2 separate regions of the Homo sapiens genome follow, and region 2 is linked to region 1. Evidence: read pairs that join two places in POLR2A ChIA-PET (ENCODE). Cell type or tissue: endothelial cell of umbilical vein. All regions are shown on one strand. Links, peaks and the distances in the headings refer to the core of each region. The heading gives the core; the rest is flanking DNA.

Region 1 (10,824 bases), core at 2,849-7,848:
TATTTTCATTTATTTCTATTCTCATCTTTATTATTTCTTTCATTCTACTAATTTGGAGTTTGGTTTGTTCTTGCTTTTATAGCTCCTTAAGGTGCATCATTAGATTGTTTATTTGAAGTCTTTCTACTTAATTGATATAAGCATTTATAGCTATAAACTTCCCTCAAAGCACAGCTTTTGCTGTATCCCATAGATTTTGGTATGTTGTATTTCTGTTTTTATTTGCCTCAAGAAATTATTTAATTTCCTTCTTAATTTCTTCATTGACCCATTTGTTGTCCAGGAGCATGTTGTTTAATTTCTATGTGTTTGTGAAGTCTTCAATGTTCCTCTTGTTATTGATTTGTAGTTTTATTCCATTGTGGCCAGAAAGATACTTGATATGATTTCTACCTTTTGGAATTTGTTGAGACTTGTTTTGTAGCGTGAGACATGGTCTATTCTGGAGAATGTTCCCTGTGCTGATGAAAAGAATGTGTATTCCACAGCAGTTGGGTGAAATGTCCAGTAAATGTTAGGCCTATTTGGTCTAGTGTATAGTTTAACTCTGATGTTTCTTTGTTGACTTTCTGTCTCAATGATCTGTCTATTATAGAAAGTGAGGTGTAGAAGTCTTCTACTATTATTGTATTGCAGTCTATCTCTCCCTTTAGTTCTATTTATATTTGTTTTATATACTCAGATGCTCCAGTGTTAGGTGCATAGATAGTTATAATTGTTATATCCTCTTGGTGAATTGACCTCTTTATCATCATATAATGACCTCCTTTGTCTCCTTTTACAGTCTTTAATTTGTAGTTTTTTACCTGATATAACTACTCTTGCTCTTTTTTTGTTTCCAGTTGCATGGAATATCATTTTCCACCCCTTTATTTTCAGTTTATGTGTGTCTTTATAGGTGAAATGGGCTTCTTGTAGGCAGCATATGGTTGGGTCTTGTTTCTTTATCCATTCAACCACTGTGTGCCTTTTAATGGGAGAATTGAGTTCACTTACATTCAGTGTTATTATTAATAAGTAAGGACTTACTACTGCTATTTTGTTGCTTCTTTTCTGGTTGCTTTTTAGCTCCTTTCTTCCTTTCTCACCATCTTCCTTTGTGGTTAAGTAATTGCTTCTGGTAGTATGTTTTAATGTATTGCTTTTTAATTTTAGTGAATCTATTATAGGTTTTTGCATTGTAGTTACTATGAGGCTTACAAAAACCATCTCATAGAAATAAGTTATTTTAAAGAGATGGCAACTGGTCTTAGATCACAAAGAAAAGAACAGATATATATATATGTACATTGAGACAACTCAAGAGATCTTCTTGCCTCAGTCTCCAGAGTAGCTAGGACTACAGGTGTACACCAGGATGCCTGGCTAATTTTTAATTTTTATAGAGATGTGGTTTCATTATGTTGACCAGGCTGGTCTCAAACACCTGGTCTCAAACAATCCTCCTATCTCAGCCTTCCAAAGTGTTGGGATTACAAGCATACACCACTGCACCCAGCCTCAATTTAATATTTTTATGTTACCTGTCTCTTAACACGTTTCTGTAGGTATTATTGTTTTTGATAGGTTGATGGGGGACTTCATACTACTGTTATGAGTGTATTATACACCAAAATTACAGTATTAGACTATTCTGGGTTTGTCTATGTACTTAATTTTACCAGTAGGTTTTGTATTTTTAAATGTTTGTGTTTTCTTTTTAATATTAGTGCTTTTTTCTTTCAGATAAAAGAACTTCCTTTAGTATTTCTCATAAGATGGGTCTGGTGGTGATGAATTCTCTGTTTTTGTTTGCCTGGGAAAGACTATATTTCCTTTATATTTTAAGGATAACTTTGCTGAATACAGTATTCTTAAATGACAGTTTTTTTTTCTTTCAGGATTCCCTCCTGGGCTGTACGGTTTCTGTTGAGAAGTCTGTTGCCAGATGAATTGACACTCCTTTATATGTTATTTACTTGTTTTCTCATGCTGCTTTTAGAATTTTCTATTTGTTCTTGACCTTTGAAAATTTGATTATTATATGCCCTGGGTTAGTCTTACTTGGATCAAATCTGTTTGGTGTTCTTTGACCTTCCTGTACCTGGATATGTATACCTTCCTCAAGTTTTGGGAATTTTTCTGTTATTATATCTCTAAAAAGCTTTCTACCCCTTGCTGTTGCTCAACTTCCTCTTGAACACCAATAGTTCTTAGATTTGACCTTTTGAGTTAATTTTCTATATTTTGTAGGTGACCTTTTATGTCGTTTTTGTTACTAAACATAACGTTTGTGAGATTCATCCATATTGTGCATAGTTGTAGTTTCTTGACATTTGGTCTCATTGTTCTACAATATTCTGTTGTTTAAATATGTGATTTTTCTATCCATTCTACTGAAGAGGACATTTGGGTTGGTTTGGTTTGTGACCATGTGCGTAGTGTTGCTGTGAACATTCTTGCACATGCCAGATCTTATTTTAAAAGTCTGATGCAGGGCTTCCCATCAGTGGTCTAGCCCTCTTTATGAGGAAGATGGTTCACTCCCAAGATTAACATTTTTGGAGTTATGATACCCCATTTTTATTTCATTAGAGCACCTACTCCTCCCAAAATGATGTATAGCATAAATCTTTCTTGATACAAATTAACCTAGTTTAAAGGCATGGCAATGTCATCAGCATCTACTCATCTCTGTGTGACCACAGCACCTTGTCCCGTGCTCTGCACAAAGAAAGCGTTTATAACACTTGCTTAGTTGAATTGTTTAAGAACAAGTCCCCACATCCCCACCACCTCCACAAGTCTTCATCTTCCCCAAGCAAAATACCATAGCTCTCTTAACCATTCTTTACAGCAGTGGTACTCAATTCTTTTGTTCTAGTATTTCCAGGGCAAAATAATTTTTTAAAACTCTACACCCATCCACATTTTTAAGCTGGCATCTTTATCATTCATTTAAATAAATGCAAAGAGTGAAATTTCTACCATCTTATAAATTGTTTAAATATTTTATTTTTAAAAAAACAATGAAACTGCATTGGCTCATACAATTTATAGAAAAGGTCCACCATATAACATAATTGGCAAAGCCGTTGTCATTGTCAAATTAATTAGCAAATCAGGCTTACTTTCATATAGACATGGCTTTCTATTATGTTTTCTAAATCATTTCAAATACACATGTTAGTACACATTCCTCAGCAAACATTACTTCTGAATTCTCATTCTAAGCTACATAGCTGGCTGGCTGGCTGGCTGGATGGATGGATGGATGGAGGCAAAGAAACTCACCATGACTTTGTCACCTGAATGAAACAGTGCCACATCTTTAATATTTCCTCCCAAACCTTCCTTTCCTTTACTTTCCTGTGACTCTCTCTCAGAAGGGATGCATGTCTAAATTCTTTATTTGGTACCCAGAAGTCTTTTACAGCTCAGGGTAATAGTGCTCCACAGGAAGATGCAGGATCGCAGGGAGAGCTGTTTGTCTTCTTTTCCAAACTGGGGCCAGAGAAAAGGGAGGTGGGAAGCTATGCTTGGAGTCAATTTGTCCCATGTTTTCTTTCTAAAAGCATATGGAGGGGAAAATGATTGGTGTTTTAAAGATGTTGGGTCACTTTACTTTCTCATGCTATTAGGCCAAGCTGTGACCCTTAGTTTCATCTCCAGATTATCAGACATAAAAGGCCCACAGGAATCCAGAAGCTAGACAGAGCATAGGTATTCCAATCTCTCAAGAAAATGGGCAGTAAGAGATTTACTAATAGTATGTTTGCTCACCTGGCATTTAGAAAGTTTAAAATTCTCCCTCTTAATTGTTCTATTTTGTTTGTTAATATTGTGTTCAGGTATTTTCTATATCATAGTAGAATCAGCACTATTATCAATTCTTAATTATCTAACAATATTTATTTTGTTCATTACCTGAGGTCGAATTTTAATTCGGGTTGACTTTTCCCTGAAATTTAGCACAACAAACATCTCAGCTCATTTACCCCCTACAGCTCAAATAGTTTAAGCTCATGGAAGGCAAACTAATTTTAAAATAAGCAAGGGACTTGAAAGGCAAGCCTTTGCTGCCAAAAAAAAAAAAAAAAGGAAAGAAAAGAAAAGAACATAATACATTATTAGCCAATTGGTATTTCTCTGACATCTGGTACCCCCTATTCTCCAAAACAGCTGCAAACTTGAAATAGCCCCCAAAGGCCTCTGGGAGTGAGCAGTGGTTCACTTTGGGAAGATCCAACCTTGAAGATTACAGAAGACGTGAGGCAACTGGTTCTTTTTCTAGACAACAGCACACACCTAAGAGAGCAGGACATCTGAAGGCTATAGAAGCCAGTCCACAATAATGTCAAAACCCAGAATCCCAGGAGACCTAGGACAGAAGGAACTGAAAAAGTGATGAAAAATGGCAACCAACTGGCCAAAACAGAGGAGCCAGAGCAAAGCCTAGAAATGTTGATGATTCGGGAAAATATAGACTTCCCAAGAGTGAAGACAGGGGACTTATGGGAACCCGGAAGACTACCAAGGACAAGTAGCCCCAGCCCAAAAAGAAGAGCAAACTGGAGACGCTCAGTGTTAGCTGCCCTGCCCTGAACACTTCAGGATGGCTGAACGCCTACACATGGTGCTAAAGGAATGAAGGAAGGGCCCTCATTCTAGCTAGATTCTTTTGGCTTTTAGGAACAGAGATCTCTGCATATCAGCTCCTTAGTCTTCCCTCAATTGACTTTATCTGCCTCACCACAGTGACTGCTTCCTCACAGCTTTGCTTATTTATAGTCCATCATGGACTCTTCAGCCCTGACTTTATGTCACAGAGGTTTTATTTAGGCTCGGCTTGCAAATCTTTACCTCTTTCCATATTTGGCTTAAATTACTGAGCATCCTATTTGTCCAACTCAACTTTTTAAGCCAGACTGTAGGTCAATCATCATTGGCCAGCTTGTAGACTGGCTACTTTTGAAACAGGTGCCCATTTTTATTCAATCAGTTGGGAGGAGAGTCACATGCTTCAAAGCATAGCTACCCTAGGCCTGCTCATCAGTGGAAATTGTGGCAAACAGATGTTACAAAATGTCTAGGGAGAACTTGAACCACCTAGGAGTATTTAGTTTAAAACTCTCTGTTTGATAAAAGCAGGAAAATCTGATACAACTTCCAATAAACATTTTACCACTTAAAGGAATAACTTTCAATTATGTAAAAAGTTCACTTATTCTCAATACCGTATAACTGAGAGGTTACTAGATATTCCCTTTCAGATGATATAGTAGATTGGTAAATATTTTTTCTTTAACCTGAGGAGTTAAAGTGGTAGTTGTAATGTTACGATCAGTCAGTCTTCTGCTGAGTACTGAGTATAGCTACCTTTTTTTTTTTTTTTTTTTTTTTGAGACAGAGTCTCGCTCTGTCACCCAGGCTGGAGTGCAGTGGCGCGATCTCGGCTCACTGCAAGCTCCGCCTCCCGGGTTCACGCCATTCTCCTGCCTCAGACTCCCGAGTAGCTGGGACTACAGGCGTCTGCCACCACACCTGGCTAATTTTTTTGCATGTTTTTAGTAGAGACGGGGTTTCACTGTGTTAGCCAGGATGGTCTCGATCTCCTGATCTTGTGATCTGCCCGCTGAGCCTCCCAAAGTGCTGGGATTACAGGCGTAGCTACCTTTTTTAACTGGAATGGTTGAGAGTATTCTTACCGATGCTCCTTATTCCATTTAACCCACAACTTCTCACAATTACAGGAAACATGACTCATACATTTCTTGGGCCTTTCATGGAATTAAGCTTTGGCATCATGTGCAAGTACTGACTTTAAAAATTTTCATATCACAGCTAACAAACGTATACATTTGTCCCTGCGTAAAATGGTAAACAGATGGCTCTTCATTCCTACGACAATGATATCATGCTCTTACTAAAAACAGGGCCATAGTCTGAAAGCCAATGAGAATGAAGTTGGTATAAACCATTACAACTGGACTGCCTTTCTCCTGCCCCTCTGCCAAACCACATCCACTTATCCTTCCAAGCCCAGCCAAATCCCACCTTGTCTGTGAAATTCCTGAGATAATAATGATTAAAAGAACAAGGACAGGGAAGGGCAAGATCCTGGGAAATAGCCTGTGTGACTAAGAGAGGTTTCTATAGCCAATAATAAAGAGGGAGTGTAGGGAGAAAGGCGTCAGGGAGGAGGCCTCAGCCAGTAGCTGGAACTGGCCACATGAGCAGCTTCAATGGTAGGGGCAGTCTTGGAAGCTCCAAAGAAGGAAGAAAGGCAAATCTCAGTTCCAGTACACTAAAACTGGTGGACACTGGGGACTGGGCAGAGACAGGAGATACTGGTCTAGAATACAAAATCAGAGTGGGAACAACAGAGGGAAGGATGGAATCCTGGCCAAGGAGCAAGGATGGGTAAATGCAGTGTTCGATGTTTGAAATGGGCTGGGCAGAACTAATGGCAGAGCTTATTTGAGCCTATCTTCCAAGTTTAGCAGAATAGAAGAGCAAAAAATTAAGATATCGACCGATCTCTCTCTTCTCTGAACTCTTGGGAATTCTTAATGCATAGAAACATACAATTTAATACTACCTTATTCTCACCTTGTCTCTTAATCTAATTGGGTTTTTTTTTTTTTTTTTTTTTTTGGATTGCAAGGGCCACAAACCTATTCAAACTAACTCAAGTTAAAAGGGATGTCAAATGGCAAGACTATAGCAAGGTCACAGAGAGATTCAGGAAATGCAAAACAATTAAGATCCAGGAAGGGAGAAAGCCAGGAATCTTGAAGACCAGCCACACTTCATTTCCCTCTCTCTTATGGACTGCCTATTTCTTTGCATAACTATTTCATCTAGATTTCCGCTTTTCTTTACCTGGTCCATCTGTACTTCTGTTTTCTCAAAACCCCAATGGTCCCATCATAGCTACCCAAACCTGACTTCATGACCTCTCATTTGAGCACCCATCACCAATTTGTTGAGTTTCTCTGTTTCCTAAGTGTAAATTCCTTGTTAGGGGAATATAATTGACATGACTTTTCTTTTCCATAAAGACTCCAAGGCGTGGGCAGCTATCTGTGGGTGGGGTGTTCACCTCAAGTGATCTGGGGGATAAGGCAAGTTGAACCCCTTGGTTCTAAACAATGATTTAGGGGAGGAGACCTCTGTGGATTATGAGTAAGGCATATGGGGACACATTTCTAGGACATATTCCCAATAAGTTGTGAGATTCTGGAGGGCTAGAATAGTGACATGTCTCAGGTACATATATAGTAGAAGCTCCCTTATTCAGCCTCCACTTGGCTGACTCTCCAAATTTACTTACGATCTCCATTTCCTCTAGAAAAGTTACTGCTCCATGCCCATGGCATAGAGAAGTCTCTCAGCTAGGAAGTCGCTCTGTGTCTACTTCTTCCCTTGAGTTACGAGCTTGCCAAGGATCAGCCATGTTTGTAGCCCTATGTCCTTACATCAGTAGTGCTTTCACTTAATAGATAAATTTAGAGCACGTGAATTAAAAAACTGTTTCTACAAAAACTGATTTGAATGCTGTGAAAAGACACATAAAATTGAACCACACATACACAAAAACTTCATTCTCAAATTAGGTGTGAGAAAGACAATTCAAATAACATAGGGGGAAATATACGAAAAATCTGTAAGTCATCCACAGTCAGCTTGCATGAAAACTGTCTTTATGTTGTTGAGTCACTTGAAAGAAACCAAAACTGGAAATAATAGATTATTCACTATGGATATGATGTATTCCAGAAAGATCATACGGAACTCTTATCAGCTGATCTAGAACCAAAGCACAGGTCTTAGCTTTCCATGAAAAACTGACAATTGAATTTATATGTATATGTATTTATATGAATTTATATGTTTACATATTAACTTCAGGTATATGTACAATTAAAATGTTTTAGGTAGTAGTTTTTTTATTTGTTTTTTTTTTTGTTTTTTTTTTTTTTGAGATGGAGTCTCACTCTGTCGCCCAGGCTGGAGTGCAATGGCACGATCTCGGCTCACTGCAACCTCTGCCTCTTGGGTTCACGCCATTCTCCTGCCTCAGCCTCCTGAGTAGCTGGGACTACAGGTGCCCACCACCATGCCCGGCTAATTTTTTGTATTTTTAGTAGAGATGGGGTTTCACTGTGTTAGCCAGGATGGTCTGGTAGTAGTCTTTTTTATTATTATTCTCTTTAGTAGCTGCCAGCCATCAGTGCAGTCAGATTAAGCAGGACTTCTGCTGCAATTTTAATCCTTCCTGCCCCTCCCCACTCAGTAACTTGCTTAAGCACCAAATGTATAATAGGCACTAACAAACCCCTATTCCTTGACAACCCCAAAGGAGGTAAGCAGCCGAACAACAACAAACACCCTGTGCCCAAATAAGCTTCATGGCCCAATATTCCTCCACTGAGCCAACTGTTAGTAATAATGAACTCTAGCCAGTTCACTGTTAATTCCAAGAAAGAAAATAATGTGATCTCTTGCTTTGAATTCATTGTCAAAATATTTGGCATGCTTTTAAATATCCCCCTAGACAGTAGGGAACCTGCCCTAAACATTGCCCTACCCCTGGAGATGGGGTAAGCGAAACAACAGAAAAAATGCAGAATAGTGATATTGCATTCTTTGCCCTGCCATCTAGTGTAATGGGTAAGAGCACAGATCCAGGGGCTGAGGCTCCTTGGCATTAACTTGCACAAGACCTTGACAGCTGCTTAATCTTTCTGAGTCTCAGTTTCCTCTTCTGTAAAATGGGTTGTTGTAAGAACTAAATGTAAATGAAGTCATGGATGAATGGCAAGATAAAGTTTTGTTTTCCCCTCACCCCCTTTTTTTCCTCCTCTAACCACCTGCCCATCAAGGAGATGGGGAGGGTGGAAAACACAGTAAAGAGAAGAAACTGTCCCTCTAACAATGCCTGGAGTATCTATAGAGCAGTCAACAATAACAAGAAACAGGTATGTGTTATGTTTGCTGCACTCTGAAGAAGAGGAAGGGCCTAAAACCTCCTCAGCATCTCATTGTAAGGCCCAGAGCAGGAGCGCCTTGAACCTCTTTACCAGAATGCAATCATTCATTCATTCGTGCAGTGAGTGCCATCTAGGTGCCAGGCATTGATTCTGACACAGCAGTGAACAAAATAAAGTCTCTACTCTCATGGAGCTTACATGACATTCTAGCTGAAGAAAAAACTAAAAGGTTACATGTGAAACCTATGCACGATACCTGTTACCTAGTAAGTACTCAATAAACACCAGCTATTTTAATTATTATTGTCATTATTATCAACCTGATTGCAAAATCTAATTCAGGATGGTTAAAATATGTCCCTTGACTAGTAGATAAATAGCTAGTTCCTACCCTAAACCTGGATCCATCTTCCATTAGCTTTCTCAGGAGTCAATCCGGGGATGCCAGTGCCTCTCCAAAGCACACAACTCCTCATTTTAGGGTTTTTTCCTCCCTTACCTTCCTACCTGTTTTCGGAAATCGGCACCATTTCGCAGCTCTCCAGAGGTTAGGAATGGAAGCAGGGGAAGTCAAAGCTGCAATGGTCTATTAAAGTGTGAATAACTGATGCCCCACCTCTCATCCTATTCAAGCAGTAAAAGACAGCCACCCTCTGCAAGGGTCTCCAGCTCTATGCACATGTATGAGCACAAGGAAGGGCCCGTGAGCTCATAGGCACAGCAGGCTAATCTGGGATTGCCTATTTCCTGCCAGCAGGTTTCCCCCTGGGGCCCACCCAGGCCACTCTCTTTAAAACTGGAATCCCCACACACTCATGCTGTTAGCTTGCTCTGTTTTTTAAAAATTACCTTCCAATATGTAATTCACTTATTTATTATGTTTGTTCTTTATTTTCTCTTTCCTCCATGATAATGTCAGTTCTTATGAGGGCAAAGATGTCTGTCAATTAGAACAATGTTTGTAACATATTAGGCACTTGGTAAATATTTGTTGAAGGAATGCATGAAAACCTCAGAGGAAAACGCTTTTTATCAATCCTGGTAGGGCTTTGTGGCACTTAACAAATGCTCCAAAAAGCCCTTCTCCCCGGCTGACGGGGCCGAGGCAGCAACCTGAGAGCAATGCCCCTTCTGCTTTCTGGGATTTGGGCTGTGTTGCCTGTTTGTCTTGTTTCTATTCTTTTAATCGCTCCCTTCCTGGGTTTTATATTGCACGCCCGGTCTTCCAGCGTCATGGTTACTGTAGTAAACAAACTGAAGGTCTGAATGCATCTTTTTCTCCCCCTGTAGCATGAAGAGCAGTTCGCGGTATCCGGTAGATAGGAAGCACAAATAGGTAATGAAACGGGGATTTGAAAGCGCCACCTTCAGTTGTAAGATCTAAGGGTGGACTGCGCGAGCTGAGGCCGGCAGAGCTGCGTGCAGGGCCGCTTTCCTGGGCCTCCTTCGCCTAGACAAGCAGGGCAGGGGTGAGGACAAAGGAGGGAAAAGGAGGGGAGCACGAGCTCTCTCCTTCCCTCCAGCCCCCACGTTAACTGGAAAAGGCAGCGTGTTCTGGGCCTTTCACGGCTAAAGCAGCAATAGGCGACCGACGAGGGAGGCGGGTGGAGAGGTGACTGGGAGCCTACAGTACGGAGCCAGGCGGAGGACAGAGCGAAGGGCGGCGGGGAGGGGCCCAGAGGGGCTGCTTCGGGCAGGGGCGGGCGCCTCCTCCTGGCCGCCCGCCAAGCATGCCCGGATCCCCTTAGCCGCGTCCCAACACATGGGCTTGCTTAACACTCTCTGAGAGAAGGAGGAGCCACCCCGCAGTGCTGTCTGGTCGCTTTTTCCCATTTTTGCTCCAGGATCC
Region 2 (10,824 bases), core at 3,883-8,882, 66 kb before region 1:
TAAAACTTTTTTGGGGCTAGTTTCAAGTAACACCAGATTCCTAGTTATCATAGAATCACCAGTAATAGAGATGTTTAGACAAAATACACAGGATCATATCTGGCTTATTTAAGTTGCATGAGTGTGTGTGCACAAGCATGTGTAATCTCTATATAAACACACACCTGCCTGAGACAGCTTAGATGACTGGAAGGTATAAGACTGGAGACAGGGATTGGACTGAATTTCAGGTTTAAAATTTGTAAAAACAACACATACTAATATAACCAAGACTTCAGCCTGAGAACTTGAACAAAGGGTGAAAAAACAGATATATTTAAGGAGGAGATGCAAGCAGGCTCACAAAGTCTTGTTTTGCAGCAATGGCTGGAATGTGGCATACACGGTCCAAGGCTCATCTAAGGCAGAATCATACATGAGAAAAATCCATTCATGAAACTAAATCATCCTAAAGCAAATGACACTTCATGAATAGAGACTAAAACCAAAGTGTGAAGGACATTTTCCAAATCAGTGTGAAAGTATGCAGAAATAGCTGGATCTAAATTGAATAAGAATTGTGTGACAAATTGATGAGGTACTGAGGGAAAGCCAATTAAGACACTGAGGGGCCTATTCTGAGAGACTGGATGCCACAGACTGAATCTAGAAGAAGATTCTGCATAAAGAATATTTTCTTGGAAGGTTTGGCAAAAGAAAGAGTTCTTTTAAGTGCTTTCCCGTAACTTATTTTCTGTTCCTTGGAACTTTTCGACTTTTAGTGGTTTGGAATGACTTGGTTCTGGTGGATTTCAATCAATATCCCTCCCTTCCTGTACTCCATGCTTCCCCACAATCCCCCTGTCTTGGTGGAGTAACAGGTTGATTCTGATTTATCACTAACCTTCTCTAACTTCCTTATAAAAGGAGTACATTAGATAACAATTAATGGGCATTTGGGAAATGAACCTTTCAAGTTTTCATCTTCATTTATACTGATTGAAGAACTGGTGAGGCGAACCTAAGACAGAACTAATTTGAATGCATAAAAAAATAATGGAGTGAATAAATAAAACATCTTTCTACTGAAGGTCTCACCTGGAAAGAGATAATTCATTTGAGTCTTTTTAATAACAACAAAATACAAGCAAATTCAATCTAGAGTTTGCAAAATTGCCTATAGTTTCTAAAACCTTTGGGTTCTCAGAGTAAATAGCTATTCTGTAGAAATTCATGGAAAATTCCACGTGAGTGAAGACTGCTTTGTAGGGAGGATTAAGCAAGCCACGCTTTAAGAGCCCCTGTATATCGTATTGCCTAAGAAGTGAGCCCTGGGCCAATTCACAGCTTGTGAACTTCATGTGGAGAAAGAGTGCGGGAAATATTGAAGGACGGAAGGAACACCATGTGTGGACACCCTAAAACGGACAGGTGACTCAGCTCTCTGGGTGTTAGAGGGCTATTGGCAAATAACAGCCGTAATAAAAAGCCCGTGCAGCCTCATGGTTAGCAAAGAACAGAAGAAAGTCCTGAAAGCAGTAGAGATAAGCTGGCTACTGATCAGATATATTAAAAGACAAAATGTGTTGGTACCCGAATTAGATTAAGGTGAACAATTCTATATAATTTATTTTTAATGACCTTTAAATAGTATAATTTATTACCATTGTAAATAGAAGGCTGAAATATCTAAGAAAGAAAATTAAAATAATCAATAATACTACCACCAAGAGTTACTGTGTTAATATTTTGGTCCGTTTCTTTCAAGTCTTTTACTATGCATGAATATATTTTCTTTTACAGCACTACTTATTATATATCTCTATGCACTAGACAAATAGCACTGCGGTAGACAACTTTGTTCATAAATCCTTGTTACATCTCTATCATTTCCTTAGATTAGATTCTCTAGAAATAGAATTACAAAGTGAAAGTATATTAATTTTCAGGTCTTAATACATATTGCTAAATTGTTTTCCCAAAAGATCAACCTAATTTATACTTATATTACTCATTTCTATAAATGTATCTTTTTGTCTTCTGTGACTCCTTTTGTTTTCCACCTGACATTAAGTAAGCTCCTACATTTGACCCAACATTATAATAAGAATAAGAAACAATTCTAGGTTTATTGAGATAATTATTTCATGACGTTGTGCTAACTTACACTGAGATAACTCCCAATTCTTTCAAAATTTTCATACCCATTAGTATGTTTAGTTCCCCCCAAACCCCTGAGGTGAAGAGAATTAATTATAGAATGTTTAGTGCATGGGAAAGGGTTTCTGATATCCTCTAGTTCAGGTTTCATTCATCCGATAGAGGCATGGGCAAGATATGAGAGTTTTAAAGTTCTAGAGTCCAAGTGTCAGGAATCTCGGTTCATATATTCCTTCTTACTGGATGACTTTGACTCTATCCTGGTCCGTGTAAAGCTTTGTATCATTCTTAATTTCCTCCTCCTCTGCACTGTTTCATCAGTCCATTGGGAAGTACACCATTAGGTTTCTTGCTCTTCCAGGAGTATGAAAATAACTAGAAATCTGGACTCGGACTCATAAGTAGAGACAAAACAGTCTTGAAATGAATGTTTTACCTATGATGTGGGTGAAAACCTAGAAAAGATCCCCCAACATCATGTAATGAGCCAATGAAGTTGAGAGAGTCAGATCTGTGCTTAGGATAAACTTGATAAACCAAAGTAGTCAAGGGGAAGTTTAGTAAGAAGAAGTGTAGGGTCCCAGGCTCAACGTATTTCAGTATCAGACTATTCTGACAATAAGGACTACCAAATGCTGACATTTGCTGGGACTCCTCTGGATAATTCTCACCTGCTTCTCTGATTTAGGTAGCATAAGTGAGTTCTTTCAACAGACAGGGGACACCTTCCAGGGAAACCATCTATGAGCCCTAAAGATTGAATATTCTATGTTGCAGATTATCATCATGTTAATGTATTATGGGATTACAATACATTGCTTAGAGCTTAAAACAGCACTGTGCAGGTGTTTGAGCATCAACCTGTGGTCCACCACAGGCTCCGGAGAGCTGTTGCCTTGTCTTCCTATGGCAGTCAAATTTATTTTATTTAGAAACATCACAGTTGCATTTCTATTTTGTGTGTGTGTGTGTGTGTGTGTGTGTGTGTGTGTGTGATTTTAAATTCTGAGAAACCTTCTCTTAAAATGCCTGACATTTAAGAAAATCTGGCACTGTATTGCCACCACTGAAGCCAAGTATCACATGTGTAGAAAGTAGCACAGTTTGGCATGCTGAGTGTGCCAAATTTCCCTTAAAATTAACATTTGCACCGTATGTTAGTACCCTAAACTCAATACTTTTTTGGCTGATGAAAATGCAAAAGGAAAACATTTCCAGACTGAGTCCTGTTCTCTTTCTCTGTAGATGCTGTTTTAAAGAAATTAGCAGTAGTCTTCCTTTGGAAGTAAAAATGAGTGCCTGCTGTAATTCATGGTGAGAAGTCAGGCATCCAGTGGTGTCAAAGCTAGAAGATCCATGCTGGTCAGGCAAAGGTACCTGAAGGTGTCAATCCTGCAAGATTGTCCTGTGCTCTCCATTTACCATTCAGCCCCTCACAATGTCTTGGGTAGTAACTCAGAGGTGAGGTCCAGCTTCTTCATCCTCTATCATGATGTTTGAGAGGGTAAAGTGAACAGGTGGAGACAAGAAAGCTCACACTGAACTTAGAGCATTATGCCAGACATTTAGATAATGCCCAGGCAACCCAGGGTAACAAGAGACCTATACCCACCACTGTGGTGGGTCCCAGATGCTGGCTTCCTGGCCTTTGAGGTCACATTCCCTCTGAGATCCTTCCTCAGATAGCCCCTACCTGTCTCTGTGGCATGTAGCTTCCACAATATGAGAAGAAGTAACATTCTTTGTGCCTGTGAGCCAAGCATCTGCACCTTTCTAGATTTTCAGTGTATTTTGTACAAACCAGTGATATATCGCCATGCTCCCTGGACACCTGTGTGGCTCTGGCAGAGTTTGGGGGCTCTCCTTGAATCACAGGGGAGACAGCCTTTCACTTCTAGATATTGATCCTAAACTGTACCAAGGGGAAGGATGAGAGAACAAAGTTGTGTTACTACTAAAACTGCCAGAGATATTTAAACTGTGATGGGAATGATGGGCCTGGGGCTTCATCCCACTGGAGTATTAAGTAAGAATCATGTGCTCCTGGCCCTCAAGCAGGTTTTTTCATCTGTACCATGAGGGATACACAGTATTTAAGGGGAAAGTTTAAAATCTAAGAAAGTCTGAAGATCTACTTAAAAAAAAAACTTTTTATTAAGGAAAAGTTCAAACTATGAAAGTAGACAGAATAATATCTGTCCTTATACTTAGTTTCAATTCATGACCAATCTCATTTCATCTATACCTCACTCACTTTCCCCACCTTCCGACTGGGATGCTTTTGAAACAGATCCATGACATCATATTATTTCATCTATAAATATTTCAGAATGTATCTCTTAAACATGGGTAATTTTTCTTAAAACTTAGCCACAATAGTATATTATACCTAAAACTCAATAATTTCATTAATCGCCGGGCGCGGTGGCTCACGCCTGTAATCCCAGCACTTTGGGAGGCCGAGGCGGGCGGATCACGAGGTCAGGAGATCGAGACCATCCCGGCTAAAACGGTGAAACCCCGTCTCTACTAAAAATACAAAAAATTAGCCGGGCGTAGTGGCGGGCGCCTGTAGTCCCAGCTACTCGGGAGGCTGAGGCAGGAGAATGGCGTGAACCCGGGAGGCGGAGCTTGCAGTGAGCCGAGATCCCGCCACTGCACTCCAGCCTGGGCGACAGAGCGAGACTCCGTCTCAAAAAAAAAAAAAATAATAATAATAATAATAATTTCATTAATCATTTAAATAGTCAGTATTCAAATTTCTCTAGAAAAATTCAACTCTTTTGCTTTGGAATGAAGGCCATTTTGGAGTTTTGTCAGTTCACTATTGAACTAGTCAAATTCCACCTTTCAGATATCATAGAGGTGTTAAGGTTGAAAGGAAAGATCTCTTCAGGAGCGATGACAAGAGAAGGAAAAACTATTTGGACTTCCTTATCCAGAGTCAATGATCATTAAGACTGAAAGGGTAAGTACCCATTACCCAGCCCCATCACACTTCCTTATTGTAGACTGAGGCACAGGATAGTAAGCTGATGTCCCCAAATGCACACAGCTAATTAATGACAAAGTATTCAATTTTAAAATGCAAGAGGCTCTATTTAAGTCTTACCTGCTTTTTAAATTACCATAGAAGGACCTATATTTCCAGTGCTTTGTTCATGACTTTAAAATGTGTGTGGCTTGATGGTTTAGAGCTGTGCTGTATAATTCAGTACTCATCATTAGCCACGTGTGGCTTTTGAGCACATCAAATTCAGTTGACCTGGATAGAGGTACGCTGTACATGTAAAATGCACACTGGATTTCAAAAATTTAGTAAAAAAACATTAAAAAATGTTTAGTAATTATTGTATTCTCTTGATTAAATGCGGAAAAAATATTTTTCAACATTGACACTCAGCACATGTTAGAGTGGTCATTTTACATGGATTTGTGTGATTATTCACTTAATGTCTGACTCTCTCCATACTGTTTGCTCCATGAGGTCAGGGATCCTGTTAGTTCACAGTCACTATTGTGCCTGCCCCATAACAGACCCTCAGTTAAAGAAAGGAACAAAGGAAGAACAACTGGAATCCTGCCTGCTCTAGCTGTGTCCCTTCCTTCTTTATTACCTCTTCCCAGTTCACTAATGTGTTCTTGGACAGGCCATCTGAGTAACCTGGTATATGAATTAGCAAATCCTACGGGCTCCATTTTCAATGTCTGTCTAGAATCCAAGCACTTCTCACCACTTCCACTGCCTCTATCCTGGTCAGGCCGCCAGAGGTTCCTTCCAGGATCATTGTAACAGCCTCCTGACTCTTCTCCTGTCTTCTCCCTTGGGCTCCTGTCTGCTCAACACAATAGTCAGGCAGGTTCTATTAAAATGTAAATCAGATCTTGTTATTCCCCTGCTCAAAACTCTCTAGTGATTTTCCATCTATTTCAGAGTAAAAGCCACAGTCCGCGCCGTGGCCTACAAGTCTCTACATGAAGTTTCTCCCTGTTACTCCTATGATCTCATGCCCTACCACCTGCTCACTTGCTTCTTCCACTCCCACTCTCCAGCCTCTGGTTGTTCCTGGCACACACCAGGCATTCTCCTACCCCAGGGCCTTTCACTTGCTGTTCTTTCTGCCTGGACAGCTCTTCCCCAAGATACCCACGTGCCTCTTTTGCTTCCTTCAAGTTTTTACACAATACTGTGTCTGAAGTGAGGCCACCCGAACTCTGGCTATCAAGCACTCCGTATTCTCTCTCCTTCCTGACTTAATTTTTCTCCATATCTTCTAACACACTGTGCACCTTACTTTAGTCATTGTTCATTTTCCTCCACTAGAATGCAACTCTGTGTACACAGGAATATTTGTCTTTTGTTTCCTTATATATTCCTGCTGCCTAAAATAATGTTTCGTGAGAGGTTGTTGCCTGGTAAACATCTGTTGACTGTGAGACTAAAGCTTAGCCTATGCACCTGAAAAATAGGCAGACTTGAGACCAGCCATTGGGCTTGAACATGCAGAATTGGCCTGTGCTGTCAGTGGGACCAACTCAGCTCTACCTTGGTGCTAGTTCAGGAGACTTGGAGGCTCCTTGCACTCAGATTGGCTGCCCAATCTTACAGCTCAGTTCTGATGACTGTGAGGCCCAAGGAAACAGTTTGGATTCAGGGAGGGTCTAACTGGCTCCTCCCAACATCCTGTGTACCTCCCCTGCCCTACACCACCACACACAAATATACCACAACATTCTCTCCCTTCCCAAGGACAGACTTGGGCTATTTCTAAAAGTGAGATTCTGATCCAAAACAGTAGCCAACACATAGTGCATCCCATGTGTACAGGAAAGGACAGGAGACCTCTGAGCAATTTCCTGGCCTTACATTTTTCCATTCCAGTAAATGAGGCCTTCTTTAGCTCAGGAATCTGTCTCTGAACCAAGCCAATGCTGTAATGGTGCATGCCATTTGTTACTGCCTGGCTTATATCTTTGTTCTTTTATTTTCCTTTTCTTTTTTTTTTTAGATGGAGTCACTCTGTCACCTAGGCTGGAGTGCAATGGCCTCTGATCTGGGCTCACTGCAACCTCTGCATCCCGGGTTCAAGCGATTTTCCTGCCTCAGCCTCTTGAGTAGCTGGGATTACAGGCGCCTGCCACCACGCCTGGCTGCTTTTTGTATTTTAGTAGAGACGGGGTTTCACCATGTTGGCCAGACTGATCTTGAACTCCTGATCTTGTGATCCACCCGCCTTGGCCTCCCAAAGTGCTGGGATTACAGGCATGAGCCACTACGCCCTGATTCTTATTTTCCATTTTAAGTGATCAACAATTAGGTTCTTTCTGTCATGAAGCTTTGACAACCAGCTCTTCCAGTTGGCTACCAGTTTAGGCATATATAATGCTACCGGAGAGTTTCCTTCCTAAACTGGCATTTTATTCAATAATGCATAATACTGAAATTGAGCTCTCTGTCTTCAAAGAGTTTTGCAACTTTACACCTCATTAGGCTGAGCAGTGCTTGAGCTCGTGCTTTATGGATTGGACCCCAGCAAGGTTAAACAATTTGCCTCAGGCTAAAACCTGCTTTGCTCTAAACAAAGTACTTTGTCTTTTTTAATGAATCAGAAAAATATAATGAATAAAAAATGTGGTTCCCTAACAACTATGTTTTCAGTAATTTGATTCCAAGTCATTTCCATATGCCTTTTAAGGCCATATTTGGGGTTCTTCCTAGTCTTCTGATATCATTTCACAGTCCTTCTCCCCTCCTCTCTCCCTCCTCCTCTTTTCCTTTACCCTCTTTGGCTTCTGGGATACTCTAGCTGCCAAGGGTCAACTACCATGCCCTTAGCCTGACAGCAACCCTTGTCCCTCTCCCTCAGGGACCCACTTTCAGATAAGCATATTGCTGTTAAAAGATGGGGAAGGCTTAAGCTCAAGTTCCTAGGTGTGGTGGAAACCACAGAATAAGTTAGTGTATCTTTTGGCCTATGTAGTAGTGGACAAATATGGGTATTTTGCAAAATGCAAAATACCAGGACAGGTTAAAGTCTGAAATTCTACCTGTGGCAGACTGCTTAGGATTTCTTCTTCATATTTTTCTCCCCCATTAGAAATAGGAAAGTCTGAGAAGAACTGACATAACAGGGTACTGGGTGCGGTGGCTCACAGCTGTAATCCCAGTGCTTTGGGAAGCTGAAGTGGGTGGATCACTTGAGGTCAGGAGTTCGAGACCAGCCTGGCCAACATGGTAAAACCCCCTCCCTACTAAAAATACAAAAAAATTAGCCAGGTGTGGTCATGCACACCTATAGTCCCAGCTACTGGGGAGGCTGAGGGGAGAGAATCGCCTGAACCCAGGAGGCAGAGGTTGAAGTGAGCCAAGATTGCACCATTGCACTCCAGCCTGGGTAACGACAGAGTGAGACCCCATCTGAAAGAAAAAAAAAAAAAACTTACATAGCAGGGTGTTTCCTCTGGGTTCCAGGAGGAAGAAATGCTGGAATTGATTTTCTAAGGGCTGGTGGCATCAGTCTTTAAGTATTGTTATTTTATTGCTCCTTTGAACAAAGATTTTTTTTCCTGGAGACTGTTTTGGGTGAAAAAAATAGAGGGAATTTGGGAACATCCCTTTCCCTGGATTATGAACATCCAACAGGCAGCAGCCTTACCAAAGTAAGAGCAGAGTAACTCTTTTCTTATTATTTAACAAATAAAAGTAATAAGCAAGGAAATCTATGACACTTGAAACTAGGATTAAAAAGAAAAATCTAGCATGTGTTCAAAGATACCGCTTCTTTTCATATGATTTCACATCGAATGTGTTGAATCCCTTGAAGGAGAATTGAAGTGGGTAAAACGAAATAATAGCTGAGCCACAGTGATTTAGATTTTGCTTTAACCTGTCCACATCTGGGGCATGTGCATACCCCCTTAAGCCCCAAGAACACTTTAGCCCAGCAACCGCATTTGGAGAAGAGGTTGGGTACCATGTATGGAACATGCTTGTGAAATGCACCCACTATAGGAGAGCAAAGAGCTCAGAAGCTGACATCACAAAACCTGGCCTTGAAAGCCAGCTCCATCACTTCCTAACTTCCCTAAGCCTCAATTCCTCAGCTATAAAACAGAGACAATAATACTTTATTCATGAAATATTTCTAGCTCTTCTTTTGGGCACATGGTTGTATTGCATTTTCCTATCCCTTTATAGGCAGGCATGGCACATGACTTGCTTTGTGTAATAAAATGTGAGCACATGAGCACAAATGACATGTGTCATTTCCTTGTGGAATCTTTAAGAAATAGCCCACAATTCTGGCCAGATGTGGTGGCTCATGCCTGTAATCCCAGCCCTTTGGGAGGCCAAGGTGGGTGGATCACTTGAGCCCAGGAGCTCAAGACCAGCCTAAGCAACACAACAAGACCCCATCTCAAAAAAGAAATTAAGAAAAAAAAAAAGAAATAGTCCACAATTTCATATTATTTTCTGTCTGTCTGCCATAGCAACCTGAAACATTTCAGATAACAGTTACTCTGTCAGTCTAGGGCCCAAAGGTAAGATGACCTGGATTTATATAGTGGATATGTAATACAAGTAAGGCATATATTCTTGTTTTCTTTCTTTTTTTTAAAGCCGGGAGATTTAGGGGTTGTTTGTTATTGGAGCATAACCTCATCCATCCTGACTAATATATTTCTTCATGGAGCTGGAGGAAGATTAAATAATGTACCTAATAGGTAATGTGCATGGCACATGGCAAGTGCTAAGTAAATGTTTGTTCTTTCCCCTCTTACCAAATTTCTCTGCTCCATGATTTTTCCCAGCCCACACTTACCAGCCCTGAGCTTTGCTACCCTTCAGAAAGTTGTTTTCAATTTGAGAAGAATGAGAATGAACTTTGTTTTAAGACCTTTAAAAGTATTCCCTAATACCATTTAAGAAAATGGGAGAGCCCCTGAATGGAGCAAAGTTGGGAATTCCCACCATGGGAAGAGAACCTTCTCTCTGAAATTTACAAGAAGAAAAGAGCTAAGGGTCTTCTCAAGGGAATCAGCCAGAAAGTAAAACCCATGACCTCTGAAAATTTCCAACCACAGATAATGCTCCACAATGCAGCAGCATCATGCTGCTATCACTTAACTGGAATCAGGATACAGGCATCTCATGGGGACACATTTCTGACTCTTTTCTAGCAGGTTATCTGTCTGGAGGGAGCTGCAGTCCTTGATCTGCTTAGTACCAGCTTTTCTGACATTTCAGCAGGAATGATGAAGAGGTTAGAGCTTGAGCTTGAGCTTCCTCCTTGCTGACTCCTTAAGACTCCCTTCCCTTCCTCCACAAGTTCCAGGCTTCAAGAGTAGCTTCAAGGGTCAGAGAAGGGAAGTCAACAGGGTCAATGTTGCTGCTTTGGCCAAATCACTTAATCATTTAATAACCTAGTCAATTAGGCCATCAACATAATACCTTTTTGGAGTGTTTACATCTACTGTGGAGATAAAAGCTCCTACCTAAAATTACTCTAGAAAACCACGTCTTTTGAGTTTTACTCAAAGGGTAAATCATAATTGATCAATTTAGAAGGTAAATTTTGAAAATTTTGAGAATAAGGGAAGGAAAAAGGAATGGAAAACAGATGAGATAGAGCTGAATAAAGCCTCCACTTTTGAAGTCAGGTCCAGAAATGAGAAGCAAGCAGG

What was found. Peaks named below come from ENCODE experiments on the same cell type or tissue, not always from the same donor. Only the 100,000 strongest peaks of a DNase experiment are listed, where the experiment ranks them.
Region 2: POLR2A ChIA-PET joins it to region 1 with 5 read pairs; 3 of 35 experiments call an interaction of 5 or more read pairs at or near these places.

Annotation. Positions count from the first base shown.
Region 1 is chr5:72,546,356-72,557,179 of GRCh38, forward strand. LOC102503427 (a long non-coding RNA gene) reads left to right here and starts at 10,722. Exons shown (of 4, transcript NR_105008.1): 1 at 10,722-10,824. RefSeq lists a silencer at 10,283-10,332. In endothelial cell of umbilical vein, for the core only: no CTCF peak of the experiment used is centred there; a DNase peak (open chromatin) is centred at 5,946; H3K27ac peaks cover 2,574 bases.
Region 2 is chr5:72,479,651-72,490,474 of GRCh38, forward strand. All of the region lies in intron 1 of ZNF366 (zinc finger protein 366), which reads right to left. Among named protein-coding and RNA genes, the nearest start is that of ZNF366, 22 kb to the right of the region's middle. In endothelial cell of umbilical vein, for the core only: no CTCF peak of the experiment used is centred there; a DNase peak (open chromatin) is centred at 6,921; H3K27ac peaks cover 1,062 bases.